Linked DNA regions of Homo sapiens: region 2 is linked to region 1. Evidence: chromatin loops called from intact Hi-C (ENCODE). Cell type or tissue: HepG2. All regions are shown on one strand. Each heading gives the region's core, and the rest is flanking DNA. Links, peaks and the distances in the headings are about the cores only.

Region 1 (10,668 bases), core at 1,091-9,090:
GTGGGTGAGACATAACCATAGATATGTTATGATATATCTGATTTCATATATTATACCCCATTAGACAGAAATTCATCAATCTTGTGTGTGAAATGGAAAAATCCAATACCAAACTTGAGGCAATATCTTTTTCCTTACTCTGAATTATGACTCATCACCGTCAGATTAATCTTTCTAAACTGTTATGCAAACATGCTTTCTATTTTTATATGTTTTGGGGTGTATAGTATAAATATGCTCATATATACATTGATATATGTAAGTATATGAAGCCTCTGTTCATACTTGTATGTAAGTGCAAAGGGTAACTTTGTGATAAAATTTATTAAAATTAATTATGTTTCTTGCAAAGTGTAAAATTTTGGTGGGTTTTTTTTTTTTGTTTAGTATCACTTTTTAAAATTGCCTATGCATTATTTGAACCAATCCTCAGGTAACCATATAATTCATCATCCAAAGCAAGACTTCACTGAGAGTAAAAGAGGGCACTTTTAATATATTTGCTGGGAAAATGGCATGAAAGTAGACCACCCTGGATAAAAAAGCATGTACCTTTGGCCTATTTAATCCTCATGAGGGATTCTCGTTCAGAGAAACAAGTAAAGGCAGTTGACCAGCTGTGGATCACACAACTTCTAATTGTTAGGTTTCAAATTCAATTCCTGTGTTTTCAATTATTTCTTCTTGCATAACATCTTGCCTGGTTCTAATCAATATGGCCAGGAATGCTCTTTGCTCACTCTTTCAACAAGTTGACATAGACTTGCTGTGAATTTCTCTTGTGACATTTATCTTACTTTACTTGTGTTATCGATATCTGCATACTTTTCTTATCTCCATTTCTAAATTGTGTGTAAAACACCTATTTCGAATATAACATTTAACCTTTCATTGTGTCTTAATTATCTACTGCTTAAATTACCCCCCAAACTTCACAACACTAAGCAACAAATATTTAGCCCCTTTTTTTCAAGAAAGCTAGCACATGTTTGCAGTTGAATCATTTTCTAAGCCTGTTTTCTGGGAGTTCAATGACCCCCTTTCATTCTGTACTGTCTTTCTCACTTACAGTGCAAGCTGGTGGCTGATAGTGTTTCTGATGATATAATTCTCCCAAAAAAACTCTCCGGCCTTTTGTGAATCTGAGTTTTATTCTGTCAGTCAAAAGCTACACCCACAAATCCTTGAAGGGTACTAGCTTTCTATTTAATTTAACAATCCTATATCAATATTATGTCTTTCAGGGACTATAAATACTTCTGTCTTATCTATAAATTTATGAATCAGTTTTACAATCCTATTGTTTTCATCATTAATTAAATAAATTGTTGACTCATCCTCTCTCAACTTGTAAAAGAATCAAGTCTTTAAATGTTTTGAAAATTATATTTTGAGGATAGATTAAGTCTGAGAAAACAATAAGATTTCTATCATCAACATAATTTTGTTGGTGATGATGATGGCATATCTTTTTATTTTGAAATTATGTTTCAATAAAGTTTATAAATGATGAATAGAAATGAATGTCAGTAGAAGACAATAGGATACATAATCTGCCTTAGACAATGGGACCTCTAGGATAAATAATCTGCCTTAAGTAAGCAGGTAACTGGCTGGCTAAGCAGGTTTTTTCTTTCTCTTCACAAAATATCATAAAATTGCTCAGTTAAAAAAAAGTTGATAGACCTTGTTATTAGAACAGTACAGCTGGCTGGAACTTTTTGCTGGAACCTTTAAATATTTAAATATTCCATTTATTGGACTGTATAGTGAAGAATTCAAGTCTCCATGGGAGGTATTAAAGATTAATACAATTTTTTTTTGCTCTGTGTAATTTAAATTTCATATTAAGGAGAAACCTTGTCATCTTCTTATTTAATCAAGAAGGCCATTAATTGAGGATCAAGTAGATGAATTAGCTAACTTACTTATCTGGAGAGAGACCATAGTAAGAAATGAGAAATCAAATATCATCACTTCCAGACTGACAGAAGCCCCTCTTGTATTTCAGATATGCAGAGCATACAAAGACTAGAATAAACTTTGATTTTCTACAAGTGTAGGTAATATCCAAAAAAAAAAAAAAAAACCCACGGTAGGCTCAATTTTATGGCATTTTCTGTGCATTGGAACAATTTCAGCAAAAACTCAGGCTCTCAAGCTCAATGACAATCAATGATACTGAAAAAAAGTCACATATTATGAAATTCACTTTGGCAAACAGTAATCTGATAAAACAGAAATCTCTAAAAGAGAAAGCTTTTTGTAGAACTAATTCTTACCTTAATTTTATTATATAGGGATAAAGGTGCCATCATCTACAGTTTAAGTAACTTATATAACCATTTTATCTTCAGACTACTTTCTAAAAAGTTTACTTGAGAAATTCAGAAAAATTTAAACACATCAACTGTTTCTGATATCCTTTATGCTTGCTTGCCCTTCAGTCATGTTCCAACTCCAGAGTGTGCATAGCCTTTAATCCAGTGTAATAAATCATGAAATGATTTTTTCTCAGCAAGACAAAAGGGACATTACTTGAAATGTTAGCATGGCATTGGAATAGTGGGGAAGGCTGATGCAATTATCCAGAAGGTCTGTTTATTCCTTCTTCATTCCTCTGTACCTGAGGAAAAACATTATTATTCAGCACAGTTAGCTCTAGCATTGCATCAAGAGTGAGATTAGAAAATACTGATTTATAAGGAGAATTGTAGCTGGAATATGAAATTCAGATAAACAAAATGACTTAAAGCAAAATGACTTTTAAATTTTTTGTCATGCTACTCTAGTCTGTTTCTTGCTATCTATGCTTAAGTTATCTAATAATTAATATTAAGAGTTCTGCTATTTATATCTATATCAACTCCCACCCCAAATATATAACTTTATATTCAGTTGCTGTTTCATCTTTGAAGCAAGAGAATTCTAATATGTAGGCAAACAAATCATGCTGTCGCATGACAAATGTGCCATAGAACATTAGGCCCCACGTCCTGGGAGGGAAATAAATAGCCTTTGAAGGGTACAGTGTTCTTATAGTCTAAAGCAAATACTGAGAGGTGGAGGTCCTTATCTAGATTTTTACCTTCTCTTTCCTTTTTTTTTTTTTTTTTGTGGTTGTTGTTGTTGTTTGAGACAGAGTCTCGCTCTGTTGCCCAGGCTGGAGTGCAGTGGCATGATCTCGGCTCACTGCAACCTCCACCCCCCAGGTTCAAGCGATTCTCCTGCCTCAGCCTCCTGAGTAGCTGGGATTACAGGCATGTGCCACCACGCCCGGCTAATTTTTGTATTTTTAGTAGACAGGGTTTCACTGTGTTGATCAGGCTGGTCTCAAACTCCTGACCTCGTGATCCACCCACCTCACCCTCCCAAAGTGCTGGGATTACAGACGTGAGCCACCGCACCCGGCCTACCTTTTCAATATAAGTAAAGTTTACTGGGCTTCCTTGAAACACATACATTCAAATTTCTTGATTTCATTTATTTTGTAAAAGTATACCAGTCAAATAAAATACTACAGATTGGAATCCATGTGAGCAGAATGCAATACAAATCTTGCTGCTACAAGGGTGCACTCCTTTGCACACGTGCTCTTGGACCTTTCCTGTCTTTCAGATCACATGTTTTGAGATGCAGAATAATTTATTAGTTAGCAGAGCAATGCCATATTACCAATATGACTGATTTGAATTGAAAAATCAAAGTATTTTGTATTGCCCTTAAAGTAATCTGTTGAAAGAGACAGACGGTAAAACAGGTGTAGGGGCTCATACAATAGACATATGCAGACTTTCTCTGCACACTAATTACAACACAAAATGCCAACGAGCGAAAAATAAAAAAAAAATGAACAAGGATTTAAAATACCTGAGGAGCATTTTAGAAATTATAGTATTTAATCCTGGTAAGCAGGAAGCTGTAATCAGTCTATTTTACTATATACTTAAGCAGGGTAATAACCATTGTGAGCCATTTGATTCTCCAGACAAATGATAATTCCTCTAGTACATCTTCTAATCCTTTTTGATAAGATGATCCCCAAGTTCTTTAAAGTATATTTTCTTTTTATAAAGGAGACCTGGATTAGAGTCACGGATTCCTAGCTTCAACTAGGCCAACTTTCCTCCCACAGAAGGAGGGACAAATTTAAAACATTCTTTTTAAGGTGTATTATAACTAGTCGACTTAACGTTATTCAGAAATGTTCAGAATTATATACAGAGTGGTGATATTTTTAATAAAAATAGCGTATGTTACAATTTTAAAGTTCATCTGTGAAATCGATAGTTATGAAATGTTTTTCATCATATTTCAAATTTTGACCATTAAACTTTCCTATCAAGAACTACATATAAAAGCTCTCTTACGTTTAAGCTGTTTTTAAAAGTAAACATTGGGCCAAGCGTGGTAGCTCACGCCTGTGATCCCAGGACTTTGGGAGGCTGAGGCGGGAGGATCACGAGGTCAGGAGATCAAGACCATCCTGGCTAACATGGTGAAACCCCGTCTCTACTAAAAATACAAAAAATTAGTTGGGCGTGGTGGCACGCGCCTATAGTCTCAGCTACTTGGGAGGCTGAGGCAGGAGAATCGCTTGAACCTAGGAGGCAGAGGTTGTGGTGACCTGAGATAGCGCCACTGCACTCCAGCCTGGGTGACAGAGCAAGACTCCATCTCAAAAAAAAAAAAGTAAACATTGATAAACCAGGAGTTAAAAAAAGCAAATTTCCTTGCAATAAAAGTATGATAAAATGTCACTAAAATACCATAAATTAAATTTGTATATTATTAATTATAGTTTTCAAGCTAGAATTAGTAAGAACACTGGTACCTATTTTTGAATCTTAATGAGATACCCAGCAAAGTGCCAAGGTTATTCTTTGGTAAATATGAACAAGATATGAAATATGAAAGCACCTGAATTTAAGATAAATAAACCTTAGAGGTCACTGGGTCGAGCCTCTTTAATTTGCACAGGAAGTTTAAACTGGGAAAGACATAGATATTTAAATATCCAGGCATTTAAATATTTAAATATCCAGGCATTTTCCCAGCACTGGTAATAAAGGCCAAACCCCTCAATGATGAATATATGTTGCAAGTCGTTTTGATCTGATAGCAAACATGCTGATTCATATTTTCTATTGACTAATCGACATGACATTGCATTACATACTAATCTAAAGGAAAGGCATTCTGAATCACCTCCTTTGTACAGGAGCAAATCTGGACTTGCAAGGAGATTTGCAAATATGAGCTAGTGCTAACACTGCTAAATCTAGTACCTAGGAAGTTAGGAATGAAGAGCAGACAGATCTTGTCCCTGCCTTGTTAACACTGAAATATCAAAGCAAGTCCTCAAGGATCTTACTTGCATTAAGGGCCTTTTGGTCTTGTGATGGGGAGGAAACTGAGGCAGAGCCTTCTGAACTGGAAATGGGAACTCAAAGTATGATGATTAGGGTCCCATGATAAAAGAGGGTTAAAACATCTTTAGTTCTTCAGAAATATGCTCTAGGGCTATAGGAAATGTTCCCACAGTTAGATGGAAGTGAGAGGGCACTATAAGGATCTAGAGGAAGGTAAAGTAAATAGCATTTATTTAGAACTTACTACATGTCAGACACTAAGCTAGATTGCTTGCATTAAAATATTTTCTCGACTCCTCGAAATTCTATGAAGTAGATATTTTTCTCTGAATGTGTGAGTTCCTTTGAGAAGACCACACATAGAATACATACGTTTATTAGTGGGTAGGAAAGATTTCTACTCCAACCCTAACGGAGCCCAAATCAGCTATGGTTATAGAATAGTGATAAAATGCACTTTCCAGAGCCAGACTAGCTGGGTCCAATGCTGGCAGGCCAGCTGAATGATAGAGAGAAGTCACTTCCTGTAAGCATTAGTTTTATCTGCTGTAAGACAGAACTGATAGAGTGTTTGTGGAAGTGAAACCAGGTAATGTGGGTGCAGATCTTAGCCCAGTGCCAGGCATCCAGTGAGATCTCAGCCCCCAGATCTTGCTTGTATTATACATCTTTCCAGCAGATGGAGCAATAAACCTATAAAAGCAGGGTTCTTGAGGGACCCAAAGGCCCAATCTCCTCAGAGGGACAATGGGAAATGTTACAACTTAGGGAAACACTGTTTCCTCTTGGAGAAAGCATTATGATGGCTCATAGCAAACAGTTTGGTTTGGAGCCAACTTCAGAAGACCCAGAAAACCAGTACAAGATCTGGGGACCTCAGAAATCTGTAAGAGGAACACTGATATATGGAAGGCCAGCAACCCTGACACTGGGGACCAAAATAGCCAGTGTTGAGTCAGCCGAGTAGGGCTGCCTGCAACATTTTCTCAGCTCATCACAAACTTCCCAATGTGGAGGAAACTGAACTCCTGAGGCAAGATGGGGGAATAATAATGATAACAGCTAGCACAAATGTTATCATCTCAGAATAGTGTCCTAAGTTAGAAGGAAACTGAGTGGTTAAGTAGCCTTCCCAAGGTCTCAAAGTTAAAAGTGATGAAGCTGAGAGTCTTACTCATTATGGGTTTCTATGGAGGTCCAGAGACACCATCTTAGCTCCCTGGTGCTCTCCTGTGTCCCAGTGAAAGAGTGTCTTAGTCTCCCCAGGGGTCATGGCTTTGAAAAGGAGAGTGTGACACGGAAGAGGAATCTTGTTTTTATAATTTTCTGTCTCAAGTTTCTTCAGGGTCCCTCTACAATAAAGGTACAGAAGATTATTCTCTATATACCCCAACCTCTTTGTCCTTCTCCAGCCTCACCCCAAAAGTGTTTTTGTTTGTTGTTTTTGTATAATTGTGCTTCAGAGTTATGTTTAGAAAGTTCTTCAATGGAAACAAAAAAACAAAAAAGATTTGTTGATGTTTGTATCATTGAGTTTCAGTGAAAGAAGCGGAAGCACTAAGAGATATATACATACATAATAATTTTTAACAGATAGTTGACTTCTCAGAATTGTGAGGCGGGCTTAGTAGTGTCTGTAAACGGTCGCCTTTATGTCTTGTCAGAGATGTTGGAACCAGAGCAATTCCATCTTGAATAGATGCTAGGTAAAATAAGGCTGAGACCTACTGTGCTGCGTTCCCAGGAGGTTAGGTATTCTTAGTTACAGGATGAGATAGGAGGTTGGCACAAGATACAGGTCATAAAGACCTTGCTGATGAAACAGTTTGCAGTAAAGAAGCTGGCCGAAACCCACCAAAACCAAGATGGTGATGAAAGTGACCTCTGGTCATCCTCACTGCTCATTATACTCTAATTATAATTCATTTGCTTACCAAAAGGCACTCCCACCAGTGCCATGACAGTTTACAAATGCCATGGCAATATCAGGAAGTTATCCTATATAGTCTAAAAACTGGAGAGACCCTCAATTCCGGGGTAAAAGGGTAAAGATTTTACCCCTTTCCTGGGAAAGCTCATCAATAATTCATCCCTCGTCTAGCATATAATCAATAAATAACTACAATTATACCAATCCAGCAGCCCATACCACTGCTCTGACTATGGAGTAGCCATTCTTTTATGCCTTTACTTTCTTAATAAACTTGCTTTCACTTTGCACTGTGAAATCGCCCTGAGTTCTTTCTTGCACGAGATCCGAGAACCTTCTCTGGGGGTCTGGATCAGGACCCCTTTCCTGTAAGAGTCTGATGCTGGAGCTCAAATTCTATAGGTCAGACAATCAGGATGGGAAAGTGGATGTGAAGTAAGACACAGAAAGAAAACACTGGAACCCACAAATACAAGCCTTTGAACCTGGTAGAATGGGTGTCTAAAAAAAGCTGGGACATTTATTCAACACACACACCTGCCTGGAAGTCAGAAAAACTAAATGCTTTCAAAGAAATGTGGAACAGTTGCAGGCCTGGCTGCTGCCTCACAACAATAAAGTGAACCAGCAAATAAGCAACAGTGTGTGAGAGTGAAAACGGCTGTTGCTGTACTTCTGCCCTCCAAATAATCCCAGAAGAATCTCTCATGTGGCCATCCTAACCAGAAACATACCAGAATGAGAATTCTGGGAAATGTAGTTCAGTCGAGCCAAAGTGACACAAGGCAAAGTGACCACAATCAGCCTCTTTTCGATTTGGCATACATCCACATTTCATTAAACCATACTTAACCTCCAAATAAAGGTAATAACAAAGTCAGGCCTCTGCCTACCAAACATACAATATCTTGAGGACAATCAAAAGGCAAGCTAACCTGGAAATACATGTCCAGAAAGGCAGTGTGAGGAGGTTTGTGGATCAGCTTCCCAGTCAAACAGCCATATTTGGTAAAAATTACTTTTTAAAAAATTAAGTCTTGAGACATTGTCCAAAGTACATACATTAAACATGAAGAAACATTTATTCAAGAAAATCTATTAAACTGTGGCAAGAACAGCAATAGTCTCCGGCATTTGAGCCATGACCTGCCCATTCCTGTCCTCTCCATACTGGAGGTGATAAGAGAGCCACTTCAGGTGAGTGTGGCCAAAAACACAGAGATCCCCCACACCTCAGCTCAAGGGTTGTGCTATCTCTCCCCAGGACGAAAAGCCAGCAGCATTTATCATCTCCCATAGCTCTGCATTGGCCAAGGTAAATTCCAGATGAGTGAAAACAAAGGGTCAAGGATCTCTAAGCAGCTCCCACTCTCAGAACATAAGCTCTAGCCCAGGAACAGCAAGCTGAGAATACCGAGGTTACAATCATCTTCACCCCAGCTCACTTATTGGATGGAGGCTGCAGACCAGGAGAGGCAAGCCAAAAAGACCAGGAATGACCAACCCTAACTGGCACACTGCTCAAAATATAAGGCAGGGGTTCCCAGGGACTGGCACCAGTCTATGGTCTTTTAGGAACCGGGCTGCACAGCAGGAAGTGAGCAGTGGGTGAGGGAGCATTACTGTCTGAGCCCCGCCTCCTGTCACATCCATAGTAGCATTAGATTCTCATAGGAGCTCGAACCCTATTGTAAACTGCACATGAGAGGGATCTAGGTTGCACACTCCTTACGAGAATCTAACTAATGCAGTATTCTGTGAGGATAAACAGTTTCATCCCCAAACCTCCCCATGCCATCAGTGGCAAAATTGTTTTCCACAAAACGGATCCCTAGTGCCAAAAAGGTTGGGGACTGCTGATGTAAGGGATTCCTCCAGAAAAAATGACCCACTGCCCCAGCTCCATACTCTGGAGCAGTGGCTCAGAGTTTTGTACAGAGAAGAGGTGAGGCATAAGAACAGAATGCTCTGAAGGTCACTCCAAAGGAACTGACTTTATATACAACAGAATATGGGAAGGTTCATGACTAAGGAAGCTCTCATAAACAAAGAAGATTTTGATTGGAAGCTATTATTAGGAGGCTGATTGCTCCATCAGAGCCAGAAGCTATAGGAAAGCTATAAGAAACGAAAAGGAAAATAGTAACAAGGTAGTCTATAAATTCATAGATGGTAGTTTTGACAGAGACACTAAGGAAATCTAAGGCAAATTCATATCCAGTGTGTCTATTCTGGTAAAATGAATGCCTTCCTTAATCAAAGCAGCCCATTGCCATCAACCTGCCCCCATGTAGCTTGCGGATACCCTTGGGGAATAGTGACATATCACTGTGATCACATTGGATGACTGATGGGGCACTAATTAGTGGCTATGGTCATATTGGCCTCAGTAAGTGGAAATACATGTATATAACCTCCATCGTACCACCATGACTACTTTATTCATCAACTGATTACATGAGACCTGAGGCTGACTGACATTCACCAAAGGAATCATTTTCTTTCTTGATTGTTATAATCCTTCTATAGTGAAGTCACTCTGGTGAGCATCCACACACAAATATCTCCAAAGATTTTGCCCATTTGACCATCCAGCAAATGCACCCATCAGACTGCATTAGCTGCAGTCTGAGTTGCTATACACCCATCCTTTTGGTCATTTCTCCTTTCAAACTAAATGGACAGCCAGGTATGAACCCTGAATTTGTGTCCACTGGAAGAATTTTCTTTCCTTGCTCCCCTTCAGGGCCTTCTCAGAGGAGGGCTGTAGTGCAGCAGTCATACCTCTTGGACCAGTTCCTGAATTTTCCTTCCTCAGGAAACTGAGCATAGGGATCTCCCCATGAATCCTCAAAAACAGGTTGAGAAAGAAAAGACACTGTTTCTGAAGTAGGAGCCATGGACGTCCTGGCAACTTTTTCACGCAACTTACTTGTGCCCTCAGGGCCCAGTTCCATCTGATGATGGAGTGCTGGTGTGCATGCCTGACTTTATGGTATGATGTATAGGATTTTGCCCAGATCACGAAGGGCAGTTCAGGTCACATGGTAACTAGGCAGGTCATGGTCAGATGTTCAGTTTCTACTGAGATTCAGTAGCAAACCAAAAGCTGTTCTCAGAAGGAGACTACAGTTTTTCTGCAGAGAATAGCCTGCCTTTGCTCCAAGATCCTAAGTGCTTTGTTGTGTGTCACCTTTAGGGGCCTGATGTAAGCTCCAAATAGAGAAGTTCTCTATCTGTCATTGACACTTTGAGCATCAATGGATTTGCTATGTCATATGGTCCAAGTGGCAGAGCAGCTTGCACAGCAGTTGGACCTGTTGCAAAGCATTCCTTTGTTCTGAGCTTCACTCAAAGTTATTGACC
Region 2 (10,668 bases), core at 1,712-9,711, 520 kb after region 1:
TGTGAAGGACCTCTTCAAGGAGAACTACAAACCACTGCTCAAGGAAATAAAAGAGGAGACAAACAAATGGAAGAACATTCCATGCTCATGGGTAGGAAGAATCAATATCGTGAAAATGGCCATACTGCCCAAGGTAATTTACAGATTCAATGCCATCCCCATCAAGCTACCAATGACTTTCTTCACAGAATTGGAAAAAACTACTTTAAAGTTCATATGGAACCAAAAAAGAGCCCGCATTGCCAAGTCAATCCTAAGCCAAAAGAACAAAGCTGGAGGCATCACACTACCTGACTTCAAACTATACTACAAGGCTACAGTAACCAAAACAGCATGGTACTGGTACCAAAACAGAGATATAGATCAATGGAACAGAACAGAGCCCTCAGAAATAATGCCGCATATCTACAACTATCTGATCTTTGACAAACCTGAGAAAAACAAGCAATGGGGAAAGGATTCCCTATTTAATAAATGGTGCTGGGAAAACTGGCTAGCCATATGTAGAAAGCTGAAACTGGATCCCTTCCTTACACCTTATACAAAAATCAATTCAAGATGGATTAAAGATTTAAACGTTAAACCTAAAACCATAAAAACCCTAGAAGAAAACCTAGGCATTACCATTCAGGACATAGGCGTGGGCAAGGACTTCATGTCCAAAACACCAAAAGCAATGGCAACAAAAGACAAAATTGACAAATGGGATCTAATTAAACTAAAGAGCTTCTGCACAGCAAAAGAAACTACCATCAGAGTGAACAGGCAACCTACAACATGGGAGAAAATTTTTGCAACCTACTCATCTGACAAAGGGCTAATATCCAGAATCTACAATGAACTCAAACAAATTTACAAGAAAAAAACAAACAACCCCATCAAAAAGTGGGCGAAGGACATGAACAGACACTTCTCAAAAGAAGACATTTATGCAGCCAAAAAACACATGAAGAAATGCTCATCATCACTGGCCATCAGAGAAATGCAAATCAAAACCACTATGAGATATCATCTCACACCAGTTAGAATGGCAATCATTAAAAAGTCAGGAAACAACAGGTGCTGGAGAGGATGCGGAGAAATAGGAACACTTTTACACTGTTGGTGGGACTGTAAACTAGTTCAACCATTGTGGAAGTCAGTGTGGCGATTCCTCAGGGATCTAGAACTAGAAATACCATTTGACCCAGCCATCCCATTACTGGGTATATACCCAAATGAGTATAAATCATGCTGCTATAAAGACACATGCACACGTATGTTTATTGCGGCACTATTCACAATAGCAAAGACTTGGAACCAACCCAAATGTCCAACAATGATAGACTGGATTAAGAAAATGTGGCACATATACACCATGGAATACTATGCAGCCATAAAAAATGATGAGTTCATATCCTTTGTAGGGACATGGATGAAATTGGAAACCATCATTCTCAGTAAACTATCGCAAGAACAAAAAACCAAACACCGCATATTCTCACTCATAGGTGGGAATTGAACAATGAGATCACATGGACACAGGAAGGGGAATATCACACTCTGGGGACTGTGGTGGGGTCGGGGGAGGGGGGAGGGATAGCATTGGGAGATATACCTAATGCTAGATGACACATTAGTGGGTGCAGCGCACCAGCATGGCACATGTATACATATGTAACTAACCTGCACAATGTGCACATGTACCCTAAAACTTAGAGTATAATAAAAAAAAAAAAAAAAAAAAAAAAAGAAAAAAAAAAAAAAAAAAAGAGTGAACAGGCAACCTACAGAATGGGAGAAAATGTTTGCAATCTACCCATCTGACAAAGGTCTAATATCCAGAATTTACAAGGAACTTAAACAAATTTACAAGAAAAAAGCAAACAACCCCATCAAAAAGTTGGTAAAGGATATGAACAGACACTTCTCAAAAGAAGACATTTACATGGCCAACAAACATATGAAAAAAGTTCAACATCACTGATCATTAGAGAAATGCAAATCAAAACCAAAGTGAGATACCATCTCACGCCAGTTAAAATGGCGATTATTAAAAAGTCAAGAAACAATAGATGCTGGAGAGGCTGTGGAGAAACAGGAACACTTTTACACATTGGTGGGAATGAAAATTAGTTCAACCATTGTGAAAGACAGTGTGGTGATTCCTCAAGGATCAAGAACCAGAAATACCATTTGACCCAGCAATCCCATTACTGCGTATATACTCAAAGGAATGTAAATCATTCTACTATAAAGACACATGCACACATATGTTTATTGCAGCATGATTTACAATAGCAAAGTCAAGGAATCACCCCAAATGCCCATCGATGATTGACTGGATAAAGAAAATGTTGTAGACATACACCATGAAATACTATGCAGCCATAAAAAGGAATGAAATCATGTCCTTTGCAGGGACATGGATGCTGGAAATCATCATCCTCAGCAAACTAACACAGGAACAGAAAACCAAACACCGCATGTTCTCACTCCTAAGTGGGAGTTGAACAGTGAGAACACATGGAAACAGAGAGGGGAACAACACACACCAGGGGCCGTTGAGGGGTGGGGGGCAAGGGGAGGGAACTCAGACAATGAGTCAATAGGTGCAGCAAATCACCATGGCACACATATATCTATGTAACAAATCTGCAGGTTCTGCACATGTATACCGGTGAGAGGTGACAGGGTGCTGGCAGACCTCACTTGCTCTTGGTGCCTCCTCGGCCTCGGCACCCACTCTGGCTGCACTTGAGGAGCCCTTCAGCCCGCCGCTGCACTGTGGGAGCCCCTCTTGGCTGGCCGAGGCCAGAGCCGGCTCCCTCTGCTTGCAGGGAGGTGTGGAAGGAGAGACGCAGCGCTCGTGGGCCAGCGCGAGTTGCGGGTGGACACAGGCTCGGCGGGCCCGGCACCAGGAGTGGCCAGCAGGTGCCGCTTGCCCCAGGCAGTGAGGGGCTTAGCACCCGAGGCAGCAGCTGCCGAGGGGGCGCCGGGTCCCCCAGCACTGCCGGCCCGCCCGCGCCACACTCGAATTCTCGCAGGGCCCCAGCCGCCTCCCTGCGGGGCAGGGCTCGGGACCTGCAGCCCGCCATGCCCGAGCTCTCCCCCACCCCCACCAGTGGGCTCCCGCGGGGCCAGAGCCTCCCCGACTGTCCTCTGGATGGGAGGAACGAACAACTCCAGACGCGCCACCTTAAGAGCTGTAACACTCACCGCGAAGGCCTGCAGCTTCACTCCTGAAGCCAGCCAGACCGTGAACCCACCAGAAGGAAGAAACTCCGAACACCTCCGAACACCTCCGAACACCTCCGAACATCAGAAGGAACAAATTCCAGACACACCATCTTTAAGAACTGTAACACTCACACCGCGGGTCCGCGGCTTCATTCTTGAAGTCAGTGAGACCAAGAACCCACCAATTCCGGACACAACTTAAAATAAATAATTTTAAAAATCTTAAGAGAAAGAAAGAAAAATACCTTGAGGAGATAAATGTCACCTTTAAAAATAACCATTCTCCTAATTATTTTCATTTCCAATACTTCCTATGAGAAAAACATGTGCTGTGTTATCTAACTATGAGTCTTGAGTACTGAGGATCTTCTTCACAAAGTCACAGTATATGACAGAGTGAATATTTTCAGCCTAAGAAATATGTAGAATGTCCTTTGCCAAACAGCAATAAAGAAAAGTGGAGAAAAAATTTATTCCCATTTATGTGCTTTACTTTCTAATTAACAGCCACAATAGCATCAAAGAAAAACTCTCTTTTTTAGGGGAAAAATATGATTCTGGAAAATTTGAAATTGTCTCTGGCAAAAGCATGATGAGAGGGACCAAATATAGGATGCCAAGTTTCTGGCCATTCTCATTTATTTTATATTACACCTAAGAAACCCAGTCTAATTCTCCATCCTTATGTATGAAGTTCTTTCCTTTATTTTATGGCACACATAACTAGTATATACAATTGTTTCCTCATAACACGTTATTTATACACTAGGCTATTGTCATCTTCTAGAAGTGGAAAAGTATAGGGCTCAAGTACATAGGCTCTGTATCCCAGCTCTCCCACTTAGTAAATTTAGATAAGTGGCTTCACCTCTCTATGCTTCACTTTTCTTTTTTGTAAAATGGAGCTTATAAAAATACGTATTTCAAAAATTTAAAGACAAAAGTTTTCACATTTTAACATTTCTGAAATCAGGATGTGTCTTAACAATTGCGATCAGGCTAACCTGTAGTTGGGTTTCGCCAAAGAGGATTTTATTGTGCTCCTGCCCAGAATTTTCTACCCTTCCTGAATCCAGTGCAAAGATTGAGCCATGCAAGTGCTCTTGCTTTACCCTTCTGGGTGATGGATTTATTTTCATTTACCCTTATCCTGAGGGTAGAGATAGCCCTTTGTTGTCCTGGATTTATAGAACGTTCTCCTATCTTAAATGATGTTTCTTTCTTTGTATTGTATTAAATAACAGTGCATCTTACAATTGAAAACTCTTAGATGTGAAGAACTCTCTCAGAGGGTAGATGTGAGGAGTAAATAAGATCATGCATGAAAGAGCCGATAGTAGTGCATGCCACATGACAAGCACTCAACAAGTGCTATCATTTCTGTCTTACTATCAATATCTAGTTGTCGCTAAACAGAGAAACATGTTAGTTACCATTTCTGTCTTACTATCAATATCTAGTTGTCACTAAACAGAGAAACATGTTAGTTACTTAATTCTCTTAACCTATGTACAAAATGCAAGACTCAAAATGAACTAATAATGCCATTTAAAATAGACCAACTAAAGCAGTGCCCCTGTGAAATCCAGGGTAGCCATCGCCTGTGGTTAGCGATGGCCTCCACAGGGCAAGACTCAAACTCAGTCTATTTGCCAGAAGTGACCTTGCCAAATGTTTCAAATCCCCTCTGCTGGTTAAGACTGGCTTTACAGAAAGTGTTTCCATTATTGTTAATGGAAGGAGGGATTTAATCTTGCAGAGTTCCTCCTTAACATGCTCAAAATGGACTCCCCGGAGTTCTACAGATGCTGCATCAGCAGGGCAGGCGGGCTGGCTGGCAAAGATGCAATTCTCCTGGTATCCCAAAGACTAACTCGAAGGTCATGCTACTTTGCTAATTCAGTAAAATGTAATTACACTGCAAAAAGCTGGTTCTTTTTTGTTCCTCTTATTGATGTACAAAGTTCTTAAATGCCAGGGTGCTCACATACATACATATTCAGCAGCAGTGCATCTGCATCTATTCAAAGAGCTCTAGATTTGGGCTTGAGAAGGAACAAGTCAATATGCACCATCTACAGCCAATGGCAATAATTGATCTTCCTTTTCTGGGTCCAAGCCCTTTTCCTCTGCCACTCAAGCATGCAGGAAGCAGACCAGTGATGGCAGATTATGTATTACTTTCAGAGCTGCTTCATTGTGCAACTCCAAGGGGTGCCATTCACATCACAGTCTCTGTGAACAGTGCCCCCTGGAGTTACGCAGGCACTATTTGTGAGGCCATAAATGGCAGCCCTGGTTACTAGTAATTGGAGCTAAGGCAGGATCACATGGATTCTCTATAAACTAAAACATACATTGAGGTTATTTGATAGTGCCCTGACTAATAAAATATCATACCTTAAAAACAAACAAATAAATAAGCAAATAAATAACTTGCAACTACAGTAACCATGGTTTTATAATTACTGTCTTTATCGAAGTGTATTATTTATCTATACAGCAAATAACCTAAAGGAGAACCTGTATAAGGCTTCCAGTGTTTAAAACAACCCAGCTTTTTTGTTTATAAGCATCAACCTGGTATGGGTGTAAGTGGTACAAAACACCAGAGGATTCATCCAGCCTCCAGATTATCCCTCTGAGTTGTCTCTCTTTTCAAAAGTCTCCACAGACGATCTCCACCTTCTATAGTTACTCATACTAATGTCACTCCTCTTAAGGTCACAATTTCTTCCTGTTTTATAATAAAATCCATTCTTTTACCACTAAAGTCACTTTCTGAAGGTAAATCTTTAAGGAAGATAAAGACAGTTCTTTTTGTTAGTATAAAGTAGTTCACACTTCCAAATTTTAAGTCCTTGTTAAAGAAATCTGATATTGTGCCATACTTCCTGCCCCAAATAAGTTTCCCAGACCACTGTTTGGCAATGTGTTCTCTAAAAATCCTAAATCAGAGGTGGCCTTTTCTGAGTAACAATAAACTAAGTGCTCAAATATAATGAAATTTTGTCCATCAATCATTTCTTTCTCCAGGTTATTTGATATTCTATGATTCTTTTTTCTTTTTAATTAAACAGCCTCTAATGCTCCCCCACAATCCTGGATTTGGGGTGAATGAAAAAGAAAATCTGTACTTCCTAGTTTACCTTCTCTAATGTTAAACTGCAGAGAGTGGAATGGGTACACTCCTTCCTTTTTGGCAGAACAAGTAGGCACCCATGCCAGAGTAGGAATAGCTCCCAGGGCCCAAGGATGTCACAGCACAAGCAGGGTGAAAGAGTGTTCCCATGAGGGGGCAGCCTGTGTGGAATATCAGAGCTCTAGCAGGGGGAGGAACAGCCCAAAACGTGGAGTCAGAGCCTGAGAAGTATGTAATATGCAGTGTCAGAGTCCTCGCAAGGGCAGGAGGGCATCCACAGGGGTGGCCTTTTACAGGGTATCAGGAGGGTATGAGTAGGATAATAAGGGTTTTCAGCTAATGGAGGAGGGAGGAAGTGGTATTGAGGTGTCAGAGCCTAACCAGGGTGAAGGTGAAGGAAATGGCAGTGGAGATGGGAAACTGGTCACATACAAAGGGTGATCAAATATGTAAATAAATAGATAAGGATGATGGGTTCCTGGTTTCTCATTATTGGAGAAGTGGGTTTCAAATATGGAAAAGAAGAAAACTAAAATGATCTTTGTAATGTTGAAGGAGAACTGGTAGTATCCATGTGAACCCATGTTTTTCAATATATATAGAGAAAAAAGAAATAAATATAATGTAAATATGCATTTGAATATGTGGGGGGGGTCAATGAGATGGTATCTGTGAATATATATTATATACAATACATATATACGCACACATAACACATATACATACACATACACATACACATTCCGTAAGGCTGGGAGGTATATGCCAACAGCAACAAGTATGCCTGTTGCCCATATCTGGGTCCCTGAGTACCATTCCTTACAAAAAATAAATAAAAATAAAAATAAACTGGAACCATTTGGAGACCTGTCTCAATATAGGGCTGCGGCAATGTACCTGACAAACATGTCTAAACTGTATCATGAGAAAATATCAAACAAACCGAGACTGAAGGACATTCTACAAAATAAATGGCCTGCAATCTTCAAAAATATCGAGGTCATGAAAGTCAAGGAAAGTCTGAGAAACTCTTCCAAACCGAGAGAGACTAAAGAGATATGACAACTAGATAAAACACATAATTCTGAACTGGATGATTCTCTATAAAGGATATTATTGAGGCAATTGACAAAACTTGAATGGAGTCAGAAGATTAAATACTGGTAATGTATTATCAATATTAATTTTCTCTATTTGATGCTTACACTATGTTTATGTAGGACAGTCTTTGTGGGAAACAATATACTAGACATTAACATTGTAACCATGTTAAGTTTCCTGAATTTGATCTTTGTACTGCAATTATAAAAGAGAATATCCTTATTCTAAGGAGATGCATACTGACATGTTTTGAGGTGAAGTATTATGATGTATACAGTTTAATCTCACATGTTTCAGAAAAAAATGCATACACATTCACATATATAATATGTGTGTGTGTGTGGAAAGAGAAAGGGAGAGTGAGAGCACAATTAACGAGCCCAGATGAAGAATATGTACAGATTCCTTTTGCTCCTTTGGAACTCTTTCAGGCTTGAAATTTTTTTTCAAAATAAAAATTTCAACAATAAAAGAGCAAAGCAAACTCAAAATCACCTCCATCATGCTTCCCAATCTTAGTGACATACCTGAATTCTCAGGGGTGCTTTTTATAAACTAAAGATTACTAACATATACCCCAGGTTTACAAATCAAAATCTTTGAGAATTCTGACTAGAAAATTTTCAGAGTTTCTCAGGCGTTTGAATGCATCTCCTCTACTGACCAGCATTTTGGAGCCACTAATCTGTCTCCCTCATTTTATGAATGAAGAAACTGAGACCCCAAGAGGTTATGGACCTTGATTAAGGCCACAGTGATAGGTAATGACAGAGAGATCAGAATCTAGGTCTCCTAACTCCCAGCCCAGGTTTCTTTGATCACAATTCATAAAGGGATGCCCTTCAGAAGGATTGCTTTTAAAAATGTATATATATTGCTCTTTATAGTTTTCGCAACTTAAAATGTTGTTGAGTTCGACCACAAAGCTTCCTAGAGAGCTCTGCAATGCGATTTTGACTATCCTCAGAGCACAGAGCTAAATTGGAGACCTCATCTTGGAAAATATATAAACTGGTTTTTAATCATCATCTTTTTCAAGTCAAAAAGTCAAGCCTTTTAACATTTGCTAGAGTTAATGGGTTTCATCCCTAAAGGAAATAAAAGCAGTTGGAAGAAAGAAGTGGGGCAAGCAAGTAAAGAGCCTATGTTGATGAAGATAATCTCTGATGAGACTCAACCAGCTTGACTGAAGCATTACTCTTCCCCTGTCTCTAGAATGCAGAAGCAATTATATCAAACAGAGAAACTATGCGTTTGCACTGGAATCTTATGGTGAAATATCTGTGGATTTCCTACCAAGCATCTCTTCTCAAGAGAAACAGGAAAAGGATAAATTATATCAGTTTATTCTTCTGATTCCCTCTGCTGAGCCAGTTCCTGCTTCAGTGAGAGAAACCTTATAATCAGATTTGTGCAAGTATTTCTGTCCAGGCTTGCTGAGCTTTGTCAGCACAAAATGTTCACAAACTGCTAACATACAGTAGTATTTTTTTTCAGTCGATTTGTACAGTATCATTTAATTTCACTTTTTTCCACCTATAGACCACATATTATATTCCCAGACAGAGAAAAGAAAAAGCTACTCACCTAGAAAACCCACTAACCTCCCATCACATAAGAATCTGGAGACCAGAGAATGCAGTTAACACGAGTGTGTTTAAAGAAACCAAGCCCCAGTTCCTGACAGTTGAATAAGTGTGGAATTCACAACAGCAGAATATTTCTACTAGCTCGAGTATACTTAAGCTAACACACTAAATAGGATTGTTAAGCGTTATCTTTGAGCCAGAAGTGAGTCCACCAGCTAATTCCACTACCTACTCGCTCTGCTACACCACAATCTTGGTTTTTACCAGAAACCATCATAAGTTGAGATATTTGTAGCAGAGGAATGGGGCAATGCCATGCCTGTAGTCAGTGATAACCTGTATTTCCAAGAAAGTACAGGTGGTCCTTGACCTACAGTGGTTTGACTTACAATGGTTTAACTTGGGATATTTTGACTTTATGATGGCACTTTCAGCTGTGTACATTAGTAGTCAGAACCTATAACCACTTTGTTTTACACTTCCAGTGCAGTAGTCAACAAGTCACATGAGATATTCAACATTTTATTAGGAAATGGGCTTTGTATTAGATGATTTGCCCATCTATAAACTAATGCAAGCACATTTAAGGTAGGCTAAGTTAAACTATGAAATTCGGTAGGTTAGGTGTATTAAATGCATTTTGACTTAACAGTATTTTCAACTTACGATGGGCTGATTGAGATGTAACCCCATGGTAAGTAGAGGAGCATCTATATTATAAATCCAGCCAAATATTCTCCTCATTGCTGAGGTCAGAAGTCTAGGACTTCTCTTCCCTCTTATGTAATAAGTCTTAATGTTTTGTAAGTGTGACTTTTCCTTTTCTCACAGATCTATCCTCTCTCTTCTGTTTCTACTGCTTGGGTCAGTCTCTCAACTATCTTTGATTTAGACACTTTGAATAGCATTCTAATGTGTTTCCATGTCATTGATCTTTCCATTTTCCATCCATTCTTTATGGTGCTCCTGAGTTAATTTCTTTAAAATATAGATTTGATTATCTATATACTTAATCAAAAGTCTTTTGCGGCTCCCTGTGACCTACAGAATAAAGCCCAGCTCTTTGCACAGCTTTCTACCCCTTTGCATAACACTTCTGGTAACATGAGGGACTGAAACAATATTAATATAAATGGGCTCACATCTCACAAGGAACATGGAAATGCTGATTAATAGATCCAAATATAGTGCTGGCGTGGCCGCCAGGAGGCGCAGCCAAGTCGCGGCTGCTCTTCCTGGTTCCCAGAGGCCCAGACTTGCACTTAGGAGCCAGCGCAAGCTCCGTGCGCATGCGCGCTCCCCGCTCACGCAGACAACGTGGCTCCAGTGGAGCAAGTTGTGGCGGATGCTGGGGCTTTCCTTCGGGATGCGGCTCTGCAGGACATCGGGAAGAACATTTACATCATCCGGGAGGTGGTCACTGAGTTTCGGGACAAGGCCACATGCAGGCGGCTCGCTGTCCTGCCCTATGAGCTGCGGTTCAAGGAGCCCTTACCAGAATACGTGCAGCTGGTGACTGAGTTTTCAAAGAAAACAGGAGACTACCCCAGCCTCTCTGCCACGGACATCCAAGTGCTTGCGCTCACATACCAGTTGGAAGCAGAGTTTGTTGGGGTG

Evidence for each region. A loop is a pair of places that touch in the nucleus more often than their neighbours do. Peaks named below come from ENCODE experiments on the same cell type or tissue, not always from the same donor. Only the 100,000 strongest peaks of a DNase experiment are listed, where the experiment ranks them.
Region 2: it touches region 1 in a loop (6-fold over the local background); 2 of 110 quality-filtered maps call a loop at or near these places.

What each region holds. Positions count from the first base shown.
Region 1 is chr4:138,029,891-138,040,558 of GRCh38, forward strand. It overlaps LINC00616 (long intergenic non-protein coding RNA 616), which reads right to left. Exons shown (of 11, transcript NR_037866.1): 9 at 2,283-2,626. All of the region lies in intron 3 of LOC105377447 (a long non-coding RNA gene), which reads left to right. Among named protein-coding and RNA genes, the nearest start is that of SLC7A11-AS1, 54 kb to the right of the region's middle. In HepG2, for the core only: a CTCF peak has its summit at 6,060 (motif pointing right); a DNase peak (open chromatin) is centred at 6,051; H3K4me3 peaks cover 596 bases.
Region 2 is chr4:138,550,336-138,561,003 of GRCh38, forward strand. It overlaps the pseudogene LOC152594. Among named protein-coding and RNA genes, the nearest start is that of LINC00498, 240 kb to the left of the region's middle. RefSeq lists an enhancer at 5,135-5,699. In HepG2, for the core only: a CTCF peak has its summit at 5,458 (motif pointing left); a DNase peak (open chromatin) is centred at 5,446.